2 separate regions of the Homo sapiens genome follow, and region 2 is linked to region 1. Evidence: chromatin loops called from intact Hi-C (ENCODE). Cell type or tissue: PC-3. All regions are shown on one strand. Links, peaks and the distances in the headings refer to the core of each region. The heading gives the core; the rest is flanking DNA.

Region 1 (7,852 bases), core at 1,124-6,123:
TTCTTAATCCAGTCTATTGTTGATGGACATTTGGGTTGGTTCCATTGGTCTTTGCTATTGTGAATAGTGCCGCAATAAACATATATGTGCATGTGTCTTTATAGCGGCATGATTTATAATCCTTTGGGTATATACCCAGTAATGGTTTGGCTGGGTCAAATGGTATTTCTAGTTCTAGATCCTTGAGAAATCACCACACTGTCTTCCACAATGGTTGAACCAGTTTACAGTCCCACCAACAGTGTAAAGGTGTTCCTATTTCTCCACATCCTCTCCAGCACCTGTTGTTTCCTGATTTTTTAATGATCGCCATTCTGACTGGTGTGAGATGGTATCTCATTGTGGTTTTGATTTGCATTTCTCTGATGGCCAGTGATGCTGAGCATTTTTTCATGTGTCTTTTGGCTGCATAAATGTCTTCTTTTGAGAAGTGTCTGTTCATATCCTTCACCCACTTTTTGATGGGGTTGTTTGATTTTTTCTTGTAAATTTGTTTAAGTTCTTTGTAGATTCTGGATATTAGCCCTTTGTCAGATGGGTAGATTGTAAAAATTTTCTCCCATTCTTTAGGTTGCCTGTTCACTCTGATGGTAGTTTCTTTTGCTGTGCAGAAGCTCTTTAGTTTAATTAGATCCCATTTGTCAATTTTGGCTTTTGTTGCTGTTGCTTTTGGTGTTTTAGTCATGAAGTCCTTGCACATGCCTACAGCCTGAATGGTATTGCCTAGGTTTTCTTCTAGGGTTTTTATGGTTTTAGGTCTAACATTTAAGTCTTTAATCTATCTTGAATTAATTTTTGTATAAGGTGTAAGGAAGGGATCCAGTTTCAGCTTTCTACATATGGCTAGCCAGTTTTCCCAGCACCATTTATTAAATAGGGAATCCTTCCCCCATTTCTTGTTTTTGTCAGGTTTGTCAAAGAACATATTGTTGTAGATGTGTGGTATTATTTCTGAGGGCTCTGTTCTGTTCTGTTCCATTGGCCTATATCTCTGTTTTGGTACCAGTACCATGCTGTTTTGGTTACTGTAGCCTTGTAGTATAGTTTGAAGTCAGGTAGCGTGATGCCTCCAGCTTTGTTCTTTTGGCTTAGGATCGTCTTGACAATGTGGGCTCTTTTTTGGTTCCATATGAACTTTAAAGTAGTTTTTTTCCAATTCTGTGAAGAAAGTCATTGGTAGCTTGATGGGGATGGCACTGAATCTATAAATTACCTTGGGCAGTATGGCCATTTTCACGATATTGATTCTTCCTATCCATGAGCATGGAATGTTCTTCCATTTGTTTGTGTCCTCTTTTATTTCGTTGAGCAGTGGTTTGTAGTTCTCCTTGAAGAGGTCCTTCACATCCCTTGTAAGTTGGATTCCTAGGTACTTTATTCTCTTTGAAGCAATAGTGAATGGGAGTTCACTCATGATTTGGCTCTCTGTTTGTCTGTTATTGGTGTATAGGAATGCTTGTGATTTTTGCAGATTGATTTTGTATCCTGAGACTTTGCTGAAGTTGCTTATCAGCTTAAGGAGATTTTGGGCTGAGACAATGGGGTTTTCTAAATATACAATCATGTCATCTGCAAACAGGGACAATTTGACTTCCTCTTTTCCTAACTGAATACCCTTTATTTCTTTCTCCTGCCTGACACCCGGCCAGAACTTCCAACACTATGTTGAATAGGAGTGGTGAGAAAGGGCATCCCTGTCTTGTGCCAGTTTTCAAAGGGAATGCTTCCCATTTTCGCCCATTCAGTATGACATTGGCTCTGGGTTTGTCATAAATAGCTCTTATTATTTTGAGATACGTCCCATCAATACCTAGTTTATTGAGAGTTTTTAGCATGAAGGGCTGTTGATTTTTGTCAAAGGCCTTTTCTGCATCTATTGAGATAATCATGTGGTTTTTGTCTTTGGTTCTGTTTATATGCTGGATTATGTTTATTGATTTGCATATGTTGAGCCAACCTTGCATCCCAGGGATGAAGCCCACTTGATCATGGTTGATAAGCTTTTTGATGTGCTGCTGGATTCAGTTTGCCAGTATTTTATTGAGGATTTTTGCATCAATGTTCATCAGGGATGTTTGTCTAAAATTATCTTTTTTTTGTTGTGTCTCTGCCAGGCTTTGGTATCAGGATGATGCTGGCCTCATAAAATGAGTAGGGAGGATTCCCTCTTTTTCTATTGATTGGAATAGTTTCAGAAGGAATGGTACCAGCTCCTCCTCGTACCTCTGGTAGAATTCAGCTGTGAATCCGTCTGGTCCTGGACTTTTTTTGGTTGGTAGGCTATTAATTATTGCCTCAATTTTAGAGCCTGTTATTTGTCTATTCAGGGATTCAACTTCTTCCTGGTTTAGTCTTGGGAGGGTGTATGTGTCCAGGAAGTTATCCATTTCTTCTAGATTTTCTAGTTTATTTGCGTAGAGGTGTTTATAATATTCTTTGATGGTAATTTGTATTTCTGTGGGATCGGTGGTGATATCCCCTGTATCATTTTTTATTGCATCTGTTTGATTCTTCTCTCTTTTCTTCTTTACTAGTCTTGCTAGCGGTCTGTCAATTTTGTTGATCTTTTCAAAAAACCAGCTCCTGGATTCATTGATTTTTTTGAAGGGTTTTTTGTGTCTCTATCTCCTTCAGTTCTGCTCTGATTTTAGTTACTTCTTGCCTTCTGCTAGCTTTTGAATGTGTTTGCTCTTGCTTCTCTAGTTCTTTTGATGTGATGTTAGGGTGTCAATTTTAGATCTTTCCTGCTTTGTCTTGTGGGCATTTAGTGCTATAAATTTCCTCTACACACTGCTTTAAATGTGTCCCAGAGATTCTGGTATGTTGTGTCTGTGTTCTCATTGGTTTCAAAGAACATCTTTATTTCTGCCTTCATTTCATTATGTACCCAGTAGTCATTCAGGAGCAGATTGTTCAGTTTCCATGTAGTTGAGCGGTTTTGAGTGAGTTTCTTCATCCTGAGTTATAGTTTGATTGCACTGTGGTCTGAGAGACAGTTTGTTATAATTTCTGTTCTTTTACATTTGCTGAGGAGTACTTTACTTCCGACTATGTGGTCAATTTTGTAATAAGTGCGATGTGGTGCTGAGAAGAATGTATATTCTGTTGATTTTGGGTGGAGAGTTCTATAGATGTCTATTAGGTCCGCTTGGTGCAGAGCTGAGTTCAATTCCTGGATATCCTTGTTAACTTTCTGTCTCGTTGATCTGTCTAATATTGACAGTGGGGTGTTAAAGTCTCCCATTATTATTGTGTGGGAGTCTAAGTCTCTTTGTAGGTCTCTAAGGACTTGCTTTATGAATCTGGGTGCTCCTGTGTTGGGTGCATATATATTTAGTATAGTTAGCTCTTCTTGTTGAGTTGATCCCTTTACCATTATGTAATGGCCTTCTTTGTCCCTTTTGATCTTTTGTTGGTTTAAAGTCTGGGTAACATTGTCTTTTAAGATAGAAGATACTTCACCCTAGTTATATTGTAATAGGAAAGAGAAATTGCATATGTAGGGGAGAAAATGATTGATAGACTGAGGTCCCTGAGGAGCTGCAAGGGAACCTTGTAGAGCACTGTTTTTTACCTTACTCACACGTACACTCATCAGTGGACTCTCCTATCTGAGGTAATCTCATATTGTTGAACGTGGAGAAATCCTGAAAGAGATATGGGGAAGGAATAAATTGAAAATGAGAGTGTTAAGGAAATGGGGAAATACTATGGGAGTTGGCAGCTAGAAACACAAGTTAGGAAAGGAAAGAGTGGGAAATTCAGAGAAAGTGAAGAATCAGTAAGCAAGAGTTTGACTAAATATTCCGAAGGGATAGGTTATAAGTCCTCCTGGGTGTTCTGATGACTCCAAGGGCTGCTTATTTATTTTGCTGCAAGGAAAAAGCCACAAGCATGCCTTGATTGTGATGTCCCTCATAACTCACTACCATAGCAGGCAAACCCTCAGGTATTCTAGAGCTTTTTGTTTTGCATCAGTAAATATTTGCTGCCATTGTATCATCTTAGTAATGATTTACCATACATCCTATTTGAATTTCATGGAGCAACCCCCTTAAATAACTTTTAATACCAGAGATAATCCCAGTGGCTAAGTCAATTAGATCTTAAAAATAGAACCTTTGTTAAAAGGTCACTCCGATTTCTCTTCTGGTGTTGGGTTCTGACACTGATAAATTGTCCCCAGACTCCTCTCTTAACATCTTAGGTTAAGACTGTCTCTACTACATACATACACCAGAAGCACTGAGATTTTTTTTTTCATTTAAAAATAGATCCAAAGGCAAACATATTTAAAGTGGATTTCCTACTATGGCGATTTCAAAACCTAACACTGGAGAATGAAGGTGGTAACTGTCGTTTCACATGTGTACTCAGCAAATGCAATTTCTACTACCATAGTTTTCCTTTTCCTCCACCTAACTCTACTACACTGCTTATTATAAACAGTAGTTGGAAGGGGTAGATTTTATAAGCATTTGGGATGTGCATTTTCATCCTTGAGTAGAAAATGGACCTCTTAAAAATTTTCATTTACTTTTCTTTCCTTTCCTCTTCCTTCTCCTTTTTTGAGAAGGAAAAATGAAAAAAAGTATTTGAAAAGAAATTAAGAGGTGGCATGTATACTTAAATTTTTATTTCCCTTAAGTTTCAAATCTGGGATTCAAATAGCGACAGACTTAAGAGAAGGGCCTGGCATCACTCCTAGTCCCACGAAATTGTCCTACTGCCTCTTGACAGAGTTAAGGCCATTTGTCTCCTGGTTTTAATCTTATTGCTAAATAATAGCTAACGTTTAATGATTACCTAGTAGGTTCCAAGTATCAGGGATAAAAAATGAATAAGCACTGGTTCTTTTCCTAAAAGAACTCACACTGTAGTGGTGATGACTGGGGAGTGGCTAGATTAATGCAACAATTTAGGGAAAGTGGAAGTCAGAAGGAGAGAAAATGACAGTGAGCAGTGGATGAAAAATTTCTCCCTTTCTCTCATTCAGGTTCATGACAAGTAGCTAGCTAAATCCTCAAATTAATTCACTCTATGACTTCAGAGGGCAAACCATATTCCTTGCTCAAAAAAAAAAACAAAAAACAAAACTCATTAAGGAAAGAAATTTGTCTATAGCAGTAAAGCTGATGGATGTTCTTAAAATCCAAAGAATCTTTCCTGTTAGGCCCGCTTGCCATTTCAAAGCTGGAAAAGGATTATATAAAGGTAAATGGGTATGTGTGTGTGTTGGGGAGGCAAGAACAGAGGGAGGAGGGGAAAAACATCAGGTAGAGAGACAGAGCACTTGTGCAGATAAAGGAGTTTTCTTAATTGTTGTCTTAAAATGATGGCTATGGTTGAGGTAGGAAATAAGCAACACAGAGAACATACATGATATAATATGGTATGCATTCGTTGGGGTACATGATGCAAGCTGCTACAACAACCGCTAAATCTCAAGTAATGATTTCTTGCTTCTTCCTGTGTCTTTGTTTCGTGCTGCTATAACAGAACACCAAAGAATGAGTAATATATAATAAACAGAGTTTTATTGGTTTGTAGCCTAGTGGCTGGGAAGTCCCAGATCAAGGTGCCAGTATCTTATGTGGGACATCTTGTTCTGTCATCCCATAGTGGAAAGCAGAAGGGCCAACAAAAGTGAGAGCAAGAAAAAGAGAGAGCAGAAGTGAGTGAGCCTACTCCTGATAACTGGCATTAGTCCACTTATGAGGGCAGAGCCCTCTTAAGGCCCCACCTCCCAATACCATCACAATGGCAATTAAATATCAGCATGAGTTTTAGAGGGGACAAACCTTCAAACCATTGCAGCCTGTCACAGACCAAGATAGTCATGGAAAAAAGGGGACTGCTTCATGCAGTCTTTCAGGAACCCAAGCTCTTCCTGTCTTGCAATGCCACCATCTTCACTATGTGGTCCCAGGGTTAGTGTAAAGGGGGAAGAGAGATGTTAAAGGTTGTGCAGGAGGTGGGAGGATTCTGGCAGACCTGGAAGTAGTATACACAACCTTCACTTGCATTTCTTTGGATAGAATTCAGACTCATAGCCCAAAATTAATTACAAAAGAAACTGGGAAATGTAGTCTTTCTGTATGCCCAGAGGGAAAATAAATTGTTTTTTTGATGAACATATGGCATTGTCTGTGACACATGGTAGTACTTTCATCAAGCTAAAATTGACAGTGATAAGGGTCCTACATAACAAACAAGTGAGGTCTTGCCCTTGTTGGAACACTAGCTGCCTTGTTTTTAGCATTACTTAGGAGAGTTTGAATATTTGTGTCTCTCTGTGGCTTAAATGAAGAACCTTTTTAGGGTTTCAAATTTTCTGTGGAAGCTTCATTTGAAGTACATGGCATAGGTTCGATACTTCTTTCTGTTTTTTAACGTATTCCATGAAATAAAGAAAAAGAAAAACCTGACTTCTTCAAAGTCCTAACCCCTCCACATGAGTAAGGGAAAAAATGGAGGGGGAATCTGATGTGTGCTCACTTTGAAGAAGATGCTTTCTCCCAGCTCTGACTGTCAGAGTGGACTCAGCTCATTAAGTAGGCCAGGCAGGCGACCCATTCTCCTCAGCCATCCGACGGTCCAAACAGGCAACCTTCCCAGTTAGAGGAGCCCTCTTTTTGGATTAAGGTTACATAGATGCTTACATTCCCAGCTAGAACTTCTAAAAAAGCCCCCATGGCATAGAAACTCGTATTTCAATGTTAGTATTGCTGTAGGAATACCTACATGCCCGTATTTATAAAGGAAAACTAAATCACCAAAAAGTTCCAACACTTTATTTATAATATGCATGTTACATATATAGTAAAGCTATTTTATTTTTCCTTAAAGATCTATTTTATTAAGTGCCTACAGACAATATATTAAGAAGGAGACTTAAGCTCAAAATGTAAAACCCACAATAAACAACTCAAGTACTGCATTTTTAAATCCTCATATTGCACGGCTAGTTGTCTCTAAGTTTTAAATGGTAGTTGCTAAAGCATACCATCAAGGATGACTTTTAGCAAAAATAACAGCTGGCTTTGAAATTAATTTGAAAATGAATATAATCTGTAACAGGTACATATACATGAGGTGAAGTAATTCCTGGCATCCTTCAACTGATACACTATCTTCAAGTTTAGGGCAAAGCATTTAGTATTCAGGAAAATTACACATAAGATTATATTTTATGATTTTTTTTTCCCTGGGAGCATATGAACAAGCATTGCAAACATGCTATACACCTGTAAGACCAAGCATTATGGTAGGTAACTAGGGAATATCCACAACACTAGAAAGAAATCTGCACAATGAATCAGGCAGAGAACAGCTGGTGAAGAAATCAGATGGAGAATGGGAGTAATCTGTGGAAGGTATTTGAGTTTGCTATAAACATTTTGCAAGCATTGGGTGAAGAAGCTAAGCCTCTGGGCCTCACAACCAAAGCCCAGGCTTGCCGCAGGCTACAGAAACAGTTTTCAGAAAGTACCCAGCTCCTGACAAAGAGTGACCATTTAAACAGTATGTGGAGAATGTTGTTAATTCTGACTCCAGGGTTGTTTTTGAGTCACCCACAGGGCATCAGTCTTTGTAAGTATTGGCCCCAGGTTTCTAGAGAGTTTGACCTCTTGGGTGCCCTGTATTTCCACTGTTAAAACAAGTGCATTGCTAGAGAAAGAAAGGGTATTTCTTTTAAGTATTAAGTAAGTGCTGAGCAGGAAAGAGCTTTTTGCCTATCCCTTGAGGCACAAAATAAGAGCACTGTGGTGAGTAACTGAGAACTTGGCCAAGAAAATAAATCTGTTTAAGGTTTGGAAAACTGGGTGCAAGTTTGCTTTCTTTCACCTCC
Region 2 (7,852 bases), core at 1,406-6,405, 160 kb after region 1:
TTCTGGAGGCTAGGAAGTCCAAGAAGTGAGTAATACTAACTGCATTAGAACCACCTTCTAACTTGTTAAAAATATAGATTTTTAGGTTCTATAGGTTCTAGATAAAACTTACTATAGCAGTATCTCTTTTTGATTTTTTTTTTATTTTTTAGATAGAATCTGTGTCACCCAGGCTAGAGTGCAGTGGCATGATCTCGGCTCACTGCAGCCTTGACCTCCCAGACATTGATCCTCTCATCTCAGCCTCCTGAGTAGCTGGGACTACAGGCATGTGCCACTATGCCCAGCTAATTTTTTGTATTTTTAGTAGAGACAATATTTTTCCATGTTGCCCAGGCTGGTCTCAAACTCCAAGGCTCAAGCAACCTGCCCACCTCAGCCTCCCAACGTTCTGGGATTACAGGCATGAGCTGCCATGTCTGGCCTAGTAGCACCTGATGACCAAGAAGCCCAGAGCTCTGCACTTTTAGCAAGAACCCTAGGACATTCTTAGGTACATTATATGTCAAGAACTACTGTCTTAGTGGAAATTGGGACAGCTTGCTGATTCATTATTTTCATCCCTTTGCTTTAGTAATGCACAAGTCGACTGTGTTTTAACGTTATTGCCCCATTTGAGTTTTTGTTAGTGTTTTATCCGTCTTGTGTTCCTCAAGTTGTAGATCATGTTCCTTCAGGATGGGGTTCAGGGCAGTTTTCTACGATGGTTGGTCTTGTGGTCTGAGGCCTTCTCACCCCATGCTTGTTTACTGCTACTGAACACATCATTCCCTTGCTACCCTCAACCGTAACAGACAGTCCTGCCAGCTCCCTCCTGATTTATCCTGTATTGTATTACTTTCTTTCTCTCCCCTTCTTGGTGATTTAAGAAGCTGTTTTTATTGTTCCCAGAGCCAACACATCTGTCATATATTTTCCTCCAACTTAAAAACATTGGAAAATCACTGGCTGCTTAGCACAAAGTCCTGCCGGCACTGGATGATTGTTCCTTTTGTAACTGGTGCTCACTTAGTGAGACTGGACATTCTAGGCTTCTGTTCTCCCACTCCTTTGCTGCCATTTAGCCCAGGCCCTTTAAACTCAGAGGAGACAGAGCAGCCTCTCAGTCTAGGTTTGTGTATATAATTGCTTCATTTTTGTGAATTAAAGTAAACAGTGCGGTTTATCCACAGTTTCCCATTTTTAAAGATCTATGCTCTGTCTATGAACATAGAAAATTAAGCCATGGTTTTAATTGAGAAAGCGATGTAGCACAAAGCATGTTAGCAATGGAGAAACAAGGATTAGATTGGAAATGATCGGTTTGCCTCTATTTGAATTATATTTATAGTGAGTGTCTTGCTAGTCAGAAGTCACAGAAATCAATTTTGTCTATCCTAAACAAAAAAAGAATTGGTTGGGGGATAGATGGAGAGCTCCCAGAAACATCAGGGTTGAATCGCCTGTAGGAACCAAGGGGGCCTCTGTAGCTGGATCCTCTGGCAGAATGCAGGTAGGCGAGGGGTAGGGCCACGTTACTTCCAGGTTCAGAGCCCCAGTGGAAGCTCAGATTGAATAGGTTCCACCAGGTAACCACTCTCTCACTGACAGAACTCTCCCCTTTCAGCCTCTGTAATGAAAGGTGGGCCTTCTTCCTTTACATCAGGGTTCCTCCCAAATACGAAGATTTGGTTGTTTTATAGCCCCAGATGACAAAAGTCCACTCCAAACATGATTCACATTCCCTGTATTTCCACTGCAATAATAATAATATCTATCAATTATTGAAGACTCATACTTTTCCAGGCATTGTGCTAGGTGTTCCTAACTTAGAACTTTTAATCCTAACTGCAACCCTCTAAAAAAGATAACAGTGGATATTTTTTATAGGCAAAAAAAAATGAGCCTCAAAGAGGTTAAGTGACTTTCCTATAGCCATACAGGTGATGAAGCCAGACTGATCTGCCCCCTGGAACTGATAGCTTGTCTACCCTATTATGCTGCCAGTTTATGGAGTATCTTCCCCTCAATTTTTTCCTATATTCTAATAAGTCGGGCAGATAGGACTTGTTTCTTAGCTATTACATCCACATCTGAGTAATGAAAGATATTAACAACAGTTCCTTTAAGACTCCTTCCATCTGTGATGTTCTAGGTTGCTATAACTATATTCCGACGGCTACCATTTTACAATGGCATTGAGTGTGTAATTACAGAACAGATTTGGACAATGTCGGTGGAAACATTATCACTATCAAGTGTGATGCTGTTTTTTGTTTGTTTGTTTGTTTTTTGGTATCGTGCAGCCTTCCTCTCCTGTAAGATTGTACTTCTCCCACTAAGTTAGGTCCCTGAAATCTGTTAGGAAACGAAATGCAGGCCTGTATCCCTCCAGAAGTGGCTGCCAAACATAAAATTTCTGCTGTCTGTTTGGTGATATGCTAATCAACCTTTGTTCTTCTAAATGAATACATCTCAGCAGAGACTCAAGGGAACATTTTCAAAGAACAAAGTGTATGTGTTCACCATTTTTACGTGGACAGGCTGTCTATTCAAGTAATAACCCTTGATGTTCTCTTGGGTGTATGTTTTAACTAGAAGCTAAAACCTACTTGGATGCTTTTGCAGAACCCTAACCCTGGCTTCAGTCTGGAACTTGATACAATTGCAAGTTGAAATTGCAAATTGTATCAGGGCTTTAAAAAGCATGAGTTCTGGGCTTGTTCCTTTCTAGTGAGGAGCAGTTTGTGATTCATTTATTCAATGGCATTGTAAATGGACATTTATGGAGCACCTGGTTGGGGCTTGGGATTGTATCAGCGTTGAGCTTTCATTACAAAAAAGACAAGTCCTCAGCGCAGTGCAGGAGATAGACATCAAAACAAATAATGAAAATGCTGGTGATGGAAATGACACGACTTGAGTGCCTGGAAAATGCACTAAATGATCAGGAAGAAGGGAACCACTAGGTGTTGGGGAGTAAATGTGGGGGAAAAAAATCTCAGAAGAAGTTAAATTTGAGTGCAGTGTTGATGACAGCAGTTTTACCTGGAAGATAAGGAGAAGTGTGTTTGAAGGCTGAAGGGTAAAAGCCTGCAAGTTTTGGGACATATGAAGTTCAGGACAATTGTGAATTACACAGAAAGGGAATTTTAAAAGGGCCAAAAATAGACCACCATAGTATGAATAGTGCTGTATATCATCCAAAAGTATTTGGATTATGTTAACAGGGAACTGTTGAAGGTTTTCACTAGAAAGTGATACAATCAGATCTGTATCTTAGAAAGATCACTCTGTGGACAGAAGGATTAGGGCAAATAGGGAAAAGCAGCCCTTCTGGATAGTAAAATTAGGGTTTTGGTAAAAATTCATACAAGAGTGGGAAGACCCATGGTTTTTCAGTCTCTTTAAACAAAAAATGAAAGCCATGAGGCTTAGATATGAAAATGTGTGGAAATTTCATTAGGAATAATTACAGTGTTTATTTTCTTTTACTAGGCTGAAATGTTTTTAAAAACACAGTAGGCCAGTACTATATACTTTGACTTTTTGAGGCATAAATTTTACACAACATGAGCCGAATTTTGTCCTCTAGCCCATAAAATGATTACCAACAGAATCCTCAGTTATGGTGAGTTAATAAGTTATTAAGAATACTATTTCTTATTTGAAAGTTTTCACACTGTTCCTCTTGCCAGTGAAAATGCTTATTTAATGTTCAATGATTTATTTAAGAACCCCTTTCAAACATGTATCATGTGTCATTGAGCTAAATCAGAATATGTGAATGTGGACTTCTTTAAGACATGTCAAAATGAATAAGAGTTTTAGTGAGCTGTTCTATTTCTTGTACAAGCCAGTGAAATAACAATGAGCAAGTCTTCAGTGTTGAGATGGGGAAATACGAAAACCATCCCAGCTTACTCCACTCATCACCATGGTTTCATCATCTATTACACAGTAAAACAAACAGAGCCACTGACTATAACCCTTAATGAGCATATGTGACTCCGATAATATTTATCGGGTTTATTTGTTTGAGGCCAACTGAAATGAAAAGAAAACAGTGCGGGATTGGGTCATTACTCTCTTCTGACGTGTGCTGTAATTCTAAGGAAAACATTAGTAGCCTATTTTTAGCAAGTACCTTCATCCACTGAAGAGATAATGGCCCAAGGAGTAATCGCTGAGATGGAAAGCAGAAATTCCCAGAATTAAACTGTCTTGCTCATCTGTTCTATGGTCATAGGAAATCTATCAGCACTGTCATTTCTCATCAACAACGAGGAATGTTTTAAATCAGGCCATTATGCAATTCTCCCTAACTGAACTACCTTTCACCTTCATCTCTGCTAAGTCAGGATCCTCCAGCCAAAAGAAATAAAAAAACCTCACCTCCTCCAGAAAGTCTCTCCACATCATCCTGTTTATCCACAAATGTTATCACTTACACCTTATTTGCACTTACATAATCTGTATATTCTATGTTTTTCCTTTATTCAAAAAAATCTATTGAAAAACTCATACAAAAATGATAAGGCAAGACATTGCTCTAGTTCCCATAATGATGGTGTCTGGGGGAGGTAGAGCTGGATGAAGAAGCTACAGTTTCTTCCCTAGAGGAGTACATAACCCAGTAGGACGGACAAGGACCACAACAGGGTAAAAACGTGGTCCTCAATATTGTTTTGCCTCAGGGTCTGAGGGCGATGCCACTCCCTGCCATCAGTCCCAGGGACTCATCAGAGATGGACAAAGGTATGTGGACATGACGAGGGGACTGCAATCCAGGCTGGTGGGGTGGAGGAGAGGAGGATGTAGAAAGTGGTTTGAGAATGATCAGGAGACACCAGTAGTTTAAAGCAGGGTTTTTGGAATGAAGATATGGATTACAATGTGGTACCTTCCACTATCTGTGTGACTCTTGGTAATTTATGTAATTTTTTAGAACTTAATAAGGTTTGTGTTACATATACTCCCACCCTTTCTTCTGGTGGAGAATCATTGTGTTAAATTATAAAATGTCTCCCATGAAAAATACTATATATGCTGGAGGTTCAGAAGAAAAGGAATTCTATGACTTTGGAGGAAGGGATCAGAGACAGCTTTGTGAAAAACATCTGGGTTTTAAGGTTAGTTATAATTTGAGGAAGCAATGATGAAGGAGGCAGAAACCATCCAACCATGAGCCAAATGATAAATGGAGTAAACAGAGAGTATTTGCATATTCCTTTCTTGATGTTTCAACAGAATTCCAGGCATTTGTTGATATTCCCACCAGAAACTGTAAGCTTCTTAGAGCAGGAACCATTATTTGTCATTCTATTTATTATCCATCTGCACAGAGAGGCCAATGAAAATAAATACCTTGTTGATGATCTGGGTCTATGTGAAATCATTCTTAAAACGTAGTGGTTGATCGATACACTGTGAAACTTGTTCTCTTTCTCTCTGTGTGTGTCTCTCTCCCTCAAAGGGAAAGGGAGGCTTGGAGAATGGAGAAGTGGATCCAGGGAGTGGAATGAAGCCTTCTCATTTCTAGAAGGTTTCACATGTATGAGATCCCATCAATTCTCCCCCAAAGAGCATGGCATATGTAATAGGCTCTCCAGAGTCAAGTAGTTAGGGTTTATTCGTCTTTTGTAATTCTTCAGTAATTGGTAAAGTCTTTAATTTTAATTTTAATTTAATATTAAAATTTTGCTACATGTTTTCAGCTAAGCAAAGAGGCAACTAGATGAAGATGTTTAATTTAAATGTGTTTAGAAGTGTTAAAGGCCAAGAAGACCCACAGGAATTGGTGGGTGGAGATAAGACCTTAGGGTACAGGCAGCTCCAGGGAAAGGAAGTTGGGCTCCTTGACTTATCCCTCCTCTCCAGGAGCAGATTCTCCTTCTAATGCTACCAGGTTCTGGGGTCCATTTTTTTTTAAGGTAGGTGTACTTCTCTTTGAAGGAATCTTTTATAGATTGGCATAAACTACTGAGATCATGCCACAAGGAGGTGTTCAAAAAAACTGACTTTATAGAGTGCTCTACAGCTGTATAGGTCCTAAAATGTGGATACTGATACTGGGGATAATAATACTGCTATAGAAAAAAAGTGTGTGTTTAAAAAAATATGCTTTAAATATGTGCTCTACATGTAATTTTTTATTATCGTAGAGAAAAGAATCAAAAGATTGAGAAAAGCGTTAAAGATAAACTAAAGAACTCCCATAAACTTATTATTTTAGCACCCTTATGTACTTGATATTATAGATAGACAGATTCTTGGGAAAAAAAGACATAAGAAAATGCTGAAATTCCTGTTTTGTGACTTGATTTTTTCCAGTTAATATATGGCTTTGCCAATAAATAAATATATTTCTAGCACATTCTTAATTTTTGTAGTTTTTTTTTGTTTGTTTGTTTTCTCCTCAGTATATAGGCAGGTTTGATTCCAGACACAACAATACAGCAAATATCACAATAAAGCAAGTCACATGCATTTTTTTTTTCAGTGCAAATAAAAATGATATTTACACTATACTGTAGTATATTAATTGTACAATAGCATTATGTATAAAAAACAATGTACAGACCCTAATTGAACATACTTTGTTGCTAAAAAAAATACTCAAGATCATTTGAGGCTTCAGCACATTGTAACCTGTTTGCAGGATCTAAATATGATGACAATGAATTTTGCTGCATCTATTGACTTTTCCTGTCACAAAAGATTTCTCTGTAACATGTGATACTGTTTCATAGCATTTTACTCACAGTAGGACTGCTTTCAAAATTGGAGTCAGTCCTCCCAAATTCTACCACTGCTTTATCAACTTAGTTTATGTACTATTCTAAATCATTTTTGTCATTTCAATTTATGTAATTTTCTAAATTTGTCTTTGTCATTTCAACAATGTTCACAGCATCTTGACCAGCAGTAGATTCCATCTCAAGAAACCATTTTCTTTGCTCATCCATAAGAAACAACTCCTTGGCTGGCATGGTGGCTCACACCTGTAATCCCAGAACTTTGGGAGGCCAATGTGAGCTGATCACCTGAGGTCAGGAGTTCGAGACCAGCCTGGCCAATATGGTGAAACCCCCATCTCTACTAAAAAAAAAAAAAAAATCAGCTGGCCCTGGTGGTGTGGGCCTGTAATCCCAGCTACTCCGGAGGCTGAGGCAGAAGAATCGCTGGAACCTGGGAGGCAGAGGTTGCAATGAGCCAGGATTATGCCACTGCACTCCAGCCTGGGTGACAGAGTAAGACTGTCTTAAAAACAAAACAAAACAAAAAACAAAGAAGCAACTCCTCATTCGCTCAAGTTTTATTATGAGATTGCAGAAATTTAGTCACTTCTTCAGGCTATATTTCCAATTCTAGTTATCTTGCTATTTCTACCACATCCGTGGTTACTTTCTCTGCTGAAGTCTTGAACCCCTCAAAGTCATTCATGAGGGTTGGAATCAACTTCTTCCTAACTCCTGTTAATGTTGATATTTTGACTTTATCCCATGAATTACAAATGTTCTTAATGGCATCAAGAATGGTGAATACTTTCCAGAAGGTTTTTAATGTACTTTGCCCAAATCCATCAGTGGAACCAAGCCCTATGGCAGCTGCAGTCTTACAAAATCATCTTCTTAAATAACAAGACTTGGAAGTTGAAATGGCTTCTTGATTCATGACCTGTAGAATGCACATTGTGTTAGCAGGCACAAAAACGACATTAATCTCCTCACACATCTCCATCAGAGCTCTTGGTTGAGCAGGTGCATTGTTATGAGCAGTAACATTTTATTAGTTTGGTGCAAAAGTATTTGCAGAACTGCAATAACCTAATAAAAGGAATCTTTTTCTTTTTTCCTGAGTAATCAGTTTC

The links. Peaks named below come from ENCODE experiments on the same cell type or tissue, not always from the same donor. Only the 100,000 strongest peaks of a DNase experiment are listed, where the experiment ranks them.
Region 2: a loop joins it to region 1, with 2.8 times the contacts of the local background. A loop is called at or near these places in 1 of 110 quality-filtered maps.

Annotation. Positions count from the first base shown.
Region 1 is chr7:40,819,136-40,826,987 of GRCh38, forward strand. All of the region lies in intron 13 of SUGCT (succinyl-CoA:glutarate-CoA transferase), which reads left to right. LOC112267984 (a long non-coding RNA gene) reads right to left here. Exons shown (of 2, transcript XR_007060292.1): 2 at 6,773-7,852. Among named protein-coding and RNA genes, the nearest start is that of LINC01450, 160 kb to the right of the region's middle. In PC-3, for the core only: no CTCF peak of the experiment used is centred there; DNase peaks (open chromatin) are centred at 3,896 and 5,526; H3K27ac peaks cover 2,462 bases.
Region 2 is chr7:40,982,524-40,990,375 of GRCh38, forward strand. It overlaps a transcript of SUGCT not described here. Among named protein-coding and RNA genes, the nearest start is that of LINC01450, 6.5 kb to the left of the region's middle. In PC-3, for the core only: no CTCF peak of the experiment used is centred there; a DNase peak (open chromatin) is centred at 4,008; H3K4me3 peaks cover 402 bases; H3K27ac peaks cover 2,336 bases.